Regions from separate parts of the Homo sapiens genome. Here region 2 is linked to region 1. A link is a contact called in ENCODE Hi-C or POLR2A ChIA-PET data. All regions are on one chromosome and are shown on one strand. Each heading gives the region's core, a stretch centred on a gene start or an enhancer-like site at or near the end of the contact. The rest is flanking DNA. Distances are from core to core; before and after follow the strand shown. Region 1 overlaps STRN4 (striatin 4). Region 2 overlaps AP2S1 (adaptor related protein complex 2 subunit sigma 1).

Region 1 (4,786 bases), core at 1,451-3,950:
CCTCTGCACCCGTTGGTAACTGGCAGTTGACAAGACCTCCAGGGCATCAACCTGATGGCAGAAAGGGGGGACGTTTTCGTCGATCTGCACTTGGAATTGCACCCTGCCTTCTCCCGCAGTCAGGCTGGGTCAGTACCTCCTCTGCTATAACTTGTCATGAAGTTGGAAGCCAGGAGGTGGAAGGAGGAGTGCCATCTGTTGCTGGGGATAGTGCAGGCTCCTGGGTAGCAGGGATCGCCGGCGCCCCTGCTTGCGCGAGGCTGGCTGGCTTTCGGCGCCTCCCAGAGCATTTGTAGAATGGCCGGTTCCTCTTTCCTGCAGGGCGTGTTTGCCTCCTGCCTGACCTGCCCTTGTGGTCTGACTGGGCTGTGGGAATGGGGACTGCTGAGTCAGTGGCACTTTCTCATCCAGCTTTCCTTCTGACTCAGCACAGGATGGAGATTTGTGACCAGGGTTGGGGGCTGGCCCTCTGAAACTCAGGTCGGCGGTCATTGAGGAGCTGGGCCCCGTTTGCGGTCTGAGTGAGGCTTCCAGTTGGAATGAGCATTTGTTGGGCAGAGGCTGGGGTTGGGGCTCTGTGTGTGACCAGAGTCAAGGCTGCTCAGGGGTTAGGGGGTTAGCTGGGTCTGGGCTCTGGCCACCAAGCCTGGGAGGGCACCTTCCTATCTGAGCTTTGACACCTGCCAGGACTCATGCCTCCTCTGCTCTGCTGTCTTTGGCAGGAACGCGGCAGGCAAAGATGGCAAAGAGCGCTTGGGCGGCTCAGTGCTGGGGCAGATCCCCTTCCTGCAGAACTGCGAGGACGAAGACAGCGACGAGGACGATGAGCTGGACAGCGTGCAGCACAAGAAGCAGCGTGTGAAGGTGAGCCCTTCCTCCATGCCCTGCACAGCCTGGCCTGGGTGTGACCTGATCGAAGCCCTTCCGAGTCAGCCTGGGCCTTCAGGGGCTGCGGTGTGTGCTGGCAGCAGGGATATGGAGACACACAGGCCCTGGCCTGGAGGAGCTTGTGGCCAGCAGCGGCCTTGTAAATAGTCATGTGCAGAAGGACGCGTTGTGGTGGAGGCAGGGGCATGTGCCTATGAAGGAGGCACCTGTGGCAGATGGCCTCGGAGCTTTCCCTGAGCCCCGGGCTTCCCATTAGCGGGTCCCTTTGCCTAGGTCCCCTTTCTTTCCTCCTTTAGACTCAGCTCAGACACCCCCTCCTCCAGGAAGCCTTCTCTGACTCACCCTGGGCTCCCTTCCCTGGCCCTGGCCACTCTGGGGTCCTCCCTGTCTGGTCTGTATTCCTCCTGACCTCTCCCTGGGAGGGACTGGGCCTGTGTGGGCCTCCACTGCATCTCCAGTATCCCCAGTGTGGCTCAGCACAGAGTCGCACCCCAAGTAGAGTGGTGTGCACGGAGCCGCAGCACTGCAGGAGGCCTAGAGGAAGAGCAGGAGGGCTGAGTCCAGGGTCTCAAATGCTGGCCCCTGGTCCAGACGCTTGGTCCTTCCCACCCCTCTGAGAATTTCTAGTCCTTTTCCACCCCTCCACCCATTCCATCAGGAATCATCCGTGGTGTTTGCACCCCTTCGGGCCCACACCCTTGGGCTGGCTGGTTGGGTAGGGCTCTCTGTCTCTACGCAGCAGCCCTCCATCGAGGCCCAGCTGGGAACCCAGGGGACTGCCCATGGCTCCCAGGGGGCCCTGGCCCAGCTGCGTGAGTTCTGGCCCACACTTCTTTGTCTTGGCTTCAGTCTCCTCACCCTTTAGATGGGGCTGAGTCCCTCCGTCTGAGTTGTTGAGGATTTAATTAGAATGAGCTGGTGCCCAGGAAGCCCTCAGCTGCATGGTGGCTGTCCCCCAAGTGCTCAGTAGGTGTTAGTGGCGCTGGTGGCACTTGGTAGTGGTGGAGCCCTCATGGTTCCAGGCACTGTTGGCAGAGCACAATTGCCACTCGTGTGCCCCTCAGAGCACCTGTGGTGGTTCTCTCCTCTGGAGTCCTGAGCCCGGCCGCTGCCTTTCTGGGCATGCTGTCTAAACCCTCCCCTTCCCCATTCTTTGCACAAGTGTTGAATAAACCTTGGCCCTAGGTCTTCTCCATGCCCCTTCCCTCTGGTCCCCCCCATGCAGGTCAGAGGCTGGCCCCTCACTGGTGCCCGAGAGGTGTCGCCAAACTCAGCCTGGGGGGCTGACATGTGGAAGGGGTCAGCCACGCCCTGGAGGAGTTCACAGTGGGCAGAGCTTGGCCTTGGTGACCTAGGGCAAGTGGGTTCCTGCTGCTCAGCCTGTCTCCTGGCCTGTAATGTGGGAATGATAATGACAGTGTTCACGGTAGCTGTTCGCAGGGTTGGGGGTTAAGTGAAGTCGTGTCTGCGAGGGGTAGTCAGTGGTCATTCAGTGAGTGGAATTTGCTCTTGTGCCAGCACGGCTGCTGGTGCTGTGTTTATCGCTGCAATGCTGTGGTCCATTCATCCTCACTTGTTTGCACCTCCGTATATTCACACACGGACACCAGTGCATATCTGCCCTCCCTGCAGGCAGATTGTTGCATTATCTGACTTTTCTTCATCCGAGGCACCTTGCTGGGGGACTGGAGCAGGCTGAGCCCTGGCTAGGGGAAGGACTGCGTGAGGGTGGGGTCAGGCCGACCGGCCCTAGTGGTAGCAGCTGTCCAAGGCCCAGCAGGGGGCGCTCCAGGGCAGCTGGCTGGCGGCTGAGGCAGCCCCATGAACAGAAACGGGCCCAGAGCCCCGGCTTACCTGTTCCTAGGCACGGAGGTGGCTTAGTCTCTGGACAAGAGGCCCCCTGACTTGTCTGGCTTTCTCCATGTGCCAGCTCCCATCCAAGGCTCTGGTGCCCGAAATGGAAGACGAGGATGAGGAAGACGACTCTGAGGATGCTATCAATGAGTTTGATTTCCTGGGCTCAGGAGAGGATGGGGAAGGGGCTCCAGACCCTCGGCGGTGCACTGTGGATGGGAGCCCCCATGAGCTGGGTGAGCTGACGTTTTCTGGCCAGCCCCCGCTTGCCTTCCCCACCGAGGGGGTGGGAGCAGGCTCAGCTGCCCGCAGCTGCTTCCTGTACAGGGTCTCTCTACCGGACGGATATGTTTCCTGAGAGGAGGGTAGCCAAGGAGAGCAGGAGGCCCAGGTCATGGCCGCCGGCCCCTCACCCCTTCCCTGGAAAATCCCCATGGAGACGCAGGCAGTCCTGGCTCTTCCTGAAGTGGGGCCGCCAGCCCTCCAGGGCGGGCGTCCAGCTCTGGCTGGCCTCAAGGAGGGAACAGGATGAGGACCCAGTCGGGGAGAGGCAGGTGGGAGGGCCGCATCTTCCTCCCTGTCCTGTGACTCCTAGCTAGGAGGGCTCTCAGGATACGTGGGATGGGTGGCTGGGGCCTGAGGCCTAGGCAAGGCAGTGACCTGCCCACTGCCCCACGGAGGGGCCCAATCAACCTCCTCTCCTCTGCCCATTCCCCCCCTCCCCCAGGGCCAGAGCTTCACAGCCCCACAGAGTGGCAGGGGGCCCTCAGTGTGGGGAAGGCGTCACCTATGCCAGACTGGGTTGGAACTGCTGGGTGACTCCGGCCCTATGCCTCGACCCTGCAGAAAGCCGTCGGGTCAAACTCCAAGGCATTCTGGCTGACCTGCGGGATGTGGATGGGCTGCCCCCAAAAGTGACTGGCCCGCCTCCTGGCACACCCCAGCCCCGGCCACATGAAGGTAAGAGGCACCCCCCACCTGGTCCCAGTCCTGCGGGCCCATGGCAGAGGGAGGCTGCAGAGCTGAGCCCAGGGCTTCTGTGTCTTCAGGGTCGAGGCCCAGCCTCCAGTCTGCAGCCTCCCTGCCCCAAAAGTTCGTCTGTCTGTCTGTCTCCCTCTCTTTTTGTCTGTCCTGCCCTGTCTGTCTCTCTGTCTCTTTCCAGCTGTGATTCTTCATCTTGTCCTCTCCCCGTCTCTCTCTCTTGCTCTTTATCTCTTTCTCTGCCTCTCTCTGTCATTCTCTCTCTCCCTGGCCCTCTCTGCCCCTCCCTCCCCTCCCCCTACCAGGTTCCTTTGGCTTCTCCTCAGACGTCTTCATCATGGACACTATCGGGGGCGGGGAGGTGAGCCTGGGGGACTTGGCAGATCTCACCGTCACCAACGACAACGACCTCAGCTGCGATGTAAGTTCTCCGGGTGCCCCCCACACTGTCCCCATTGGCATTGCGCCCAGGGCCAGCCCCTGCAAGCTCTGACTGGGTGCCGCCCGTGCCCTGCTCATCCTGTTTCACAGAGGGGTGCAGATGTAGACAGTGGAGGGACTTGACTGCGGTCGCCAAGGCGCAGGGCCTGGAAGACTCTGGAGCCTGTGTTTTAATCACAGTTCCACGGCTCCTCCACTCTGCCCCTCCCACCCTGGTGATTTGGAATGCAGGAAGATGACCTGTAGCCACCCCCTGCTCTGCCAAGTCAGGCCAATCTAGTGTGAATGGGCAGCTGGGCTGAAATGAAATGTTCCGGGCCTCAGTGGACGGGCCTCTGGCCATCTGGGAGCCTTTGGCCAGCTGGGAGCCTTTGGCCAGCTGGGAGCTTTTGGTGTGGGTGTATGTGCACATTTTACTGTGACAGAATGGGATTTCCAGTGTTGGTGACCCTAGTAAGGCTGGGTGGGGACTGCTGTGAGATTCAGGAAGGGGGGTCAGAGCAGAGGCCTGAGAAGTGGAGTGTGCCATGGGGTCCCTCTGCACGCCCCAAGATGTCATTTCATCTTGGGGAAGTGCAGTGTTCTGAGCCCCGCTAGGGGAGGGGGTGAGTGAACCACACAG
Region 2 (4,786 bases), core at 2,287-4,786, 110 kb before region 1:
CAGCACTTTGGGAGGCCAAGGTGGGTGGATCACAAGGTCAGGAGACCAGCCTGACCAACATGATGAAATCTCGTCTCTACTAAAAATACAAAAATTAGCCGGGCCTGGTCGTGGGTGCCTGTAGTCCCAGCTACTCGGGAGGCTGAAGCAGGAGAATCGCTTGAATCCAGGAGGCAGAGGTTGCAGTGAGCCGAGATCGTGCCATTGCACTCCAGCCTGGGCAACAGAACAAGACTCCTCTCAAAAAAAAAAGAAAGGTTGTTTTTGTTTTTTGGTGTTTTTTAGAGACACGGTCTTGCTCTGTCTCCCAGGCTAGAGTACAGTGGTGCAATTACAGCTCACTGTACCCTCCCAGGCTCAAGCAAGCCTCCCACCTCAGCTTGCCAAGTGGCTGGGACTACAGGCATGCACCTCCATGCCCATCTAATTTTTAAATTTTTTTTTCTTTTCAGGTGGGTTCTCACTCTGTTACCTAGGCTAGAGTGCAGTGGTGCGATCTCAGCTCACTGCAACCTCTGCCTCTCGGGGTCAAGCAATTCTCCCACCTCAGCCTCCCGAGTAGCTGGGACCATTGGCATGTGCCACCAATGCCGTACTAATTTTTGTATTTTTGGTAGAGACAGGGTTTCGCCATGTTGCCCAGGCTGGTCTCGAACTCCTGAGCTCCAGCGATCCGCCCACCGCAGCTTCCCAAAGTCCTAGGATTACAGCCATGAGTGACCACGCCTGGCTAATTTTTAAATTTTTCGTAGAGATGGGGTATTGCTATGTTGTCCAGGCTGGTCTTGAACCATGGAGGGTTTTGAGCAGAGCATGGCCATTGGCCGACTTGAGGCTGCGCTATAGGGCAAGAGCATAGAGGAGACTGCTCGGAGAGAGGTGGCTGCAGTGGTCCAGGTGGGAGATGCTGGTGACCGGACCAGCATGGAAGCCGTCGGTGTGGCCAGGAGCGTTTTGGAGGTGGACCCAGCTGAATGGCCAAGAATTGGATGTGGAATGTGAGAGAAAGCAGAGCCAGGGCGACAATTAGATTTCCCACTTGAGCCCCCGGGTAGGATGGAGCTGTCATTATCTGATATGGGCAGATGGGAAGGGCAGGCGGAGGTGAAGATCAGGAGGGAAGTGTTGGGGGTCTGGCCCCGAGTATCGTCCACATCCCAGCAGAGATGTCCAGGAAGAAGTGACGAGTCAGGGTTCTTGGAGAGAGCTGGGTAGGATATGGAAACGGCATTTCTGCACATAGAGGGAAACCGAGGCCAAGGAGCTCACCGGGGAAGTGAGGATAGACCGAGGAGAGCACCAGAGGGCCACGTCTGCAGGCAGAGAGATGAGGGAGAGGAGAACCAAGAGATTGGGTGTCCCAGCAGCCAGGAGGGGGACAGGGTTGGACTTACCTCTCCAGGAGGAGGTCACTGGTGGTGTCACCAAGAGCAGCAGGTGGGAAGGGGGAGAGGAACTGGGTGTCGGGTGTTCTGGCTGTGTGGGCACCTTGCTGCTAATGTAGTGGCTGGTCCTGTGCTGAGGGCTGGGGCGCGGGAGGGGTCAGTGAGGCCCAATGATACAGGGGCAGCCGGAAAGTCCGGCTGGGCAAATGAGAATGTTACAGAGGAGGCTGACCCTCAGGTCTTGAGTTCCTCCATGCCTCCAGGATCCAGGCCCGCCCATTCATTCAGTTGTTCCTTTGTGCATGTATTCACCTAATGTTTCTGTGTGCCTCCTCTGTGATCAGCCCAGTGCTAGGTTCACAGCAGCACTGAGACAGCCTTGTGCTGCTTTGGGACTCATAGCCCAGGAAGGAACACAAGCCTGTCCTAGACAGTGACAACCACAGTAGGCAGGGCTGGGATCGAGGAGCCTGGCTGGGGGAGGGCACCTGACCCAGCCTGGGGGTCTGGAGGGCTTCCTGGAGGGGACTTGTGAGTGAAGATCAAAGGGAGGAGTAGGCAACTGGAAGATGCGGGCTATCCCTCTTGTTATTATTATTATTATTTGAGACAGGGTCTCACTCTGTGCCCCAGGCCGGAGTGCAGTGGTGCAATCATAGCTCACTGCAGCCTCCGCCTCCCAGGCTCAAGGGATCCTCCCACCTCAGACTCCTGAGTAGCTGGGACTACAGGGACCTGCCACCACGCCCAACTAATTTTTTGTATGTTTTATAGAGATGGGTCTTGATATGTTGCCTAAACTGCTCTTGAACTCCTGAGATCAAGCCTTGGCCTCCCAAAGTGCTGGGATGATAGGCATGAGGCCCGGCACCTGGCCGTCGTCCAATCTCTGTCTGACTCGCACTGTCCCGCCTCCCGCTTTCCTTTATTAGCAGCCCAGTGAGGACATTGGTCCCGCCTGAACCATCCAGGATTATCGCCCCATCTCATGCTTCTTAACTTCGTCACAAGTTGAGACTGCAGAGTCCCTTTTTGCCATATAAGGTCCCATATTCACAGGGTGTGGGATTAGGATGTGGATGTCTTTGGGGGCCATTACCTGTGCCAGCCCTTTGCAGGGCAACATGGAGGACACAGTGTGACAGCTCCAGCTTCCCCCACAGGCTCAGTCCAATGGGGAGACAGACCCATCCCCAGACAGTGGCGACCAGCAGTGGTCAGGCTGGGGCAGGGCAGGGGTGGGGCAGTGGCGTGGGATGTTCAGAGGGGACACCTGCCCCAGCCTGCAGGATGAGAGAATGTGCTTCTCTGAGAGAATGTAGCTGGAGGAGAGATGGGGGTCTGCAGCAGATCCCTGAGAAGCCTCGAAATTTAAAACAGGAAGGGAGGCTGGAAAGATGGAGCAGTAGCTGGAGGCGGAGGAGGGTGAGAGCCAGAAAAGCTGGATTGCAAGAAGAGAGGAGCACTGATGATCAGTGTCAGCTCATTTACCCGTGGATTACATGTAGGCCTTACTGTAATCACACCAGAAAACATACTCAGGCTGGGCTCACGCCTGTAATCCCAGCACTTTGGGAGGCAGAGGCAGGTGGATCATCTGAGGTCAGGAGTTGGAGACCAGCCTGGCCAACATGGTAAAACCTCATCTCTACTAAAAATACAAAAATTAGCCAGGCGTGGTGGTGCACACCTGTATTCCTAGCTACTCAGGAGGCTGAGGCAGGAGAATTGCTTGAACCTGGGAGGCAGAGGTTGCAGTGAGCCAAGATTGCGCCGCTGCACTCTGGCCTGGGCGACAGAGTGAGACTGTCTCAAAAAAACCAAAAAACAAAAAAAACCCTGAAAACATGCTTGGAGTATAGCAATGAACAAGAGATTGAGCTGAAAAAATGAGTAAAAAGCTATTAGCTGGGTGTGGTGGCGCGCCTGTAATCCCAGCTACTCGGGAGACTGAGGCAGGAGAATCGCTTGAACCCAAGAGGCAGAGATTGCAGTGAGCCGAGATCGAGCCACTGCTCTCCAGCCTGGGCGTCAGAGCCAGACTCAAAAAAAAAAAAAAAAAAAAATGCCGAAGACTGATGCTGGCACTCATAGCTGTCAGCAGGTGGCGACACAGGCACACCCCAGACCTAGAGCTGCTGTTTTTTTGTGTTTTTTGAGACAGGGTCTCCCGGGCTGGAGTGCAGTGATGGGAACGTGGCTCACAGCAGCTTTGACCTCCCAGGCTCAGGTCATCTCCCCACCTCAGCCTCCCGAGTAGCTGGGACCACAGGTACACGCCACCATACCCAGCTAAGTTTTGTACTTTTGTATAGATGGGGTTTCACCATGTTGCCCAAGCTGGCCTGAAACTCCTGGGCTCAAGTGATCCTCTCGCCCGGCCTCCTGGAGTGCTGGGATTTTTTTTTTTTTTTTTTTTGTAATGAACCTGACATTGAGAACATATAGAACTGAACTGGATTTTCAGGTTTTGGCCAAAGACATTGTACTTTGCAACCCAGTATGCATATATATCTGTCTTTGTCTACTTAACACGCGCATAAAATGAGAATCCATGTCCCTGATCCTGGCATGTTTGTTCACGGTGTGTGTCTGTGTTACTATTGCTAACTGTGTATATCGCATTTCAGTGAGGGCAGGACAAGGACCCAGGATCGTCTTGGTGGCAGTGGTAACCCTCCTCCCCACACTGCCTATCACAGGCCTGGCATAGAGTAGCTGCTCAGGAAGTATTTGTTAAATAATTGAGTTAATTAATTCCAGGCTAAGGGATGTGACTGTCTCCAGAGGTAGCAGGAAGTCACAGAAGGGAGTGGCAAGGTTGCATGGACACTATTGAACACGTCAGGCTCCCGCCCAGCCCCGGGCTTTTGCTATCTGCTTAGAACATTCCTGCCTATCCTCCAGCTCTCAGCTCCGATACCCCCTCCTCCAGGAAGCCCTCCTGACTCTCCAGGATCAGAGGGGGTTAGGCACCCTCTTTGGGCTCTCACAGCCCATCCTGTCCATTCTGGGGATGCCTGCCCCCGCTGCACTGTGAGCAGGGTTAGGGCTGTCTCGGTCACTGCTGTGACCCCAGCACAGGGCCAGGCACAGAGCTGGGCCTCGGGACCACGTATGGAGTGAAGGAGTGAATGTTTTGGCCCCACTCTGTCTGGCACGTTAGGTCCTGGCAATCTCCGTTGCTGACAGCCTCTCTGTTCTGCAGTTCCGGAACTTTAAGATCATTTACCGCCGCTATGCTGGCCTCTACTTCTGCATCTGTGTGGATGTCAATGACAACAACCTGGCTTACCTGGAGGCCATTCACAACTTCGTGGAGGTACGGCGGGAGAGGGATGTAAGGTGGGGAGGCGGGTGGGCAGCCCTGGAGTGGCCCCCAAGGCCTGGGAACCCTCCCT

What was found. Hi-C counts contacts between places; a loop is a spot of excess contacts on that map. ChIA-PET counts read pairs that join two places held with the same protein, here RNA polymerase II (POLR2A). Pooled maps may share reads with other maps.
Region 2: a loop to region 1 is called in a pooled map, with 2.9 times the contacts of the local background. The contact joins two enhancer-like sites. A Hi-C loop is called at or near these places in 2 of 168 maps with a recorded cell type or tissue (CD8-positive, alpha-beta T cell and naive thymus-derived CD4-positive, alpha-beta T cell), 1 of 37 single-sample maps with no recorded cell type and 10 of 50 pooled maps. POLR2A ChIA-PET finds 5 or more read pairs at or near these places in 13 of 52 experiments (A673, AG04450, BJ and 10 more).

Annotation. Positions count from the first base shown.
Region 1 is chr19:46,726,810-46,731,595 of GRCh38, reverse strand. It overlaps STRN4 (striatin 4), which reads left to right. Exons shown (of 18, transcript NM_013403.3): 6 at 723-864; 7 at 2,819-2,978; 8 at 3,589-3,702; 9 at 4,050-4,144. Among named protein-coding and RNA genes, the nearest start is that of PRKD2, 12 kb to the right of the region's middle. RefSeq lists enhancers at 1-344, 1-1,008, 2,445-2,988, 3,533-4,076. Within about 2 kb of position 2,700, at least 14 of the 41 ENCODE cell types and tissues checked have a DNase peak (open chromatin) inside an H3K27ac peak, as active enhancers do.
Region 2 is chr19:46,839,386-46,844,171 of GRCh38, reverse strand. AP2S1 (adaptor related protein complex 2 subunit sigma 1) reads left to right here. Exons shown (of 5, transcript NM_004069.6): 3 at 4,594-4,707. Among named protein-coding and RNA genes, the nearest start is that of AP2S1, 9.1 kb to the left of the region's middle. Within about 2 kb of position 3,536, at least 14 of the 41 ENCODE cell types and tissues checked have a DNase peak (open chromatin) inside an H3K27ac peak, as active enhancers do.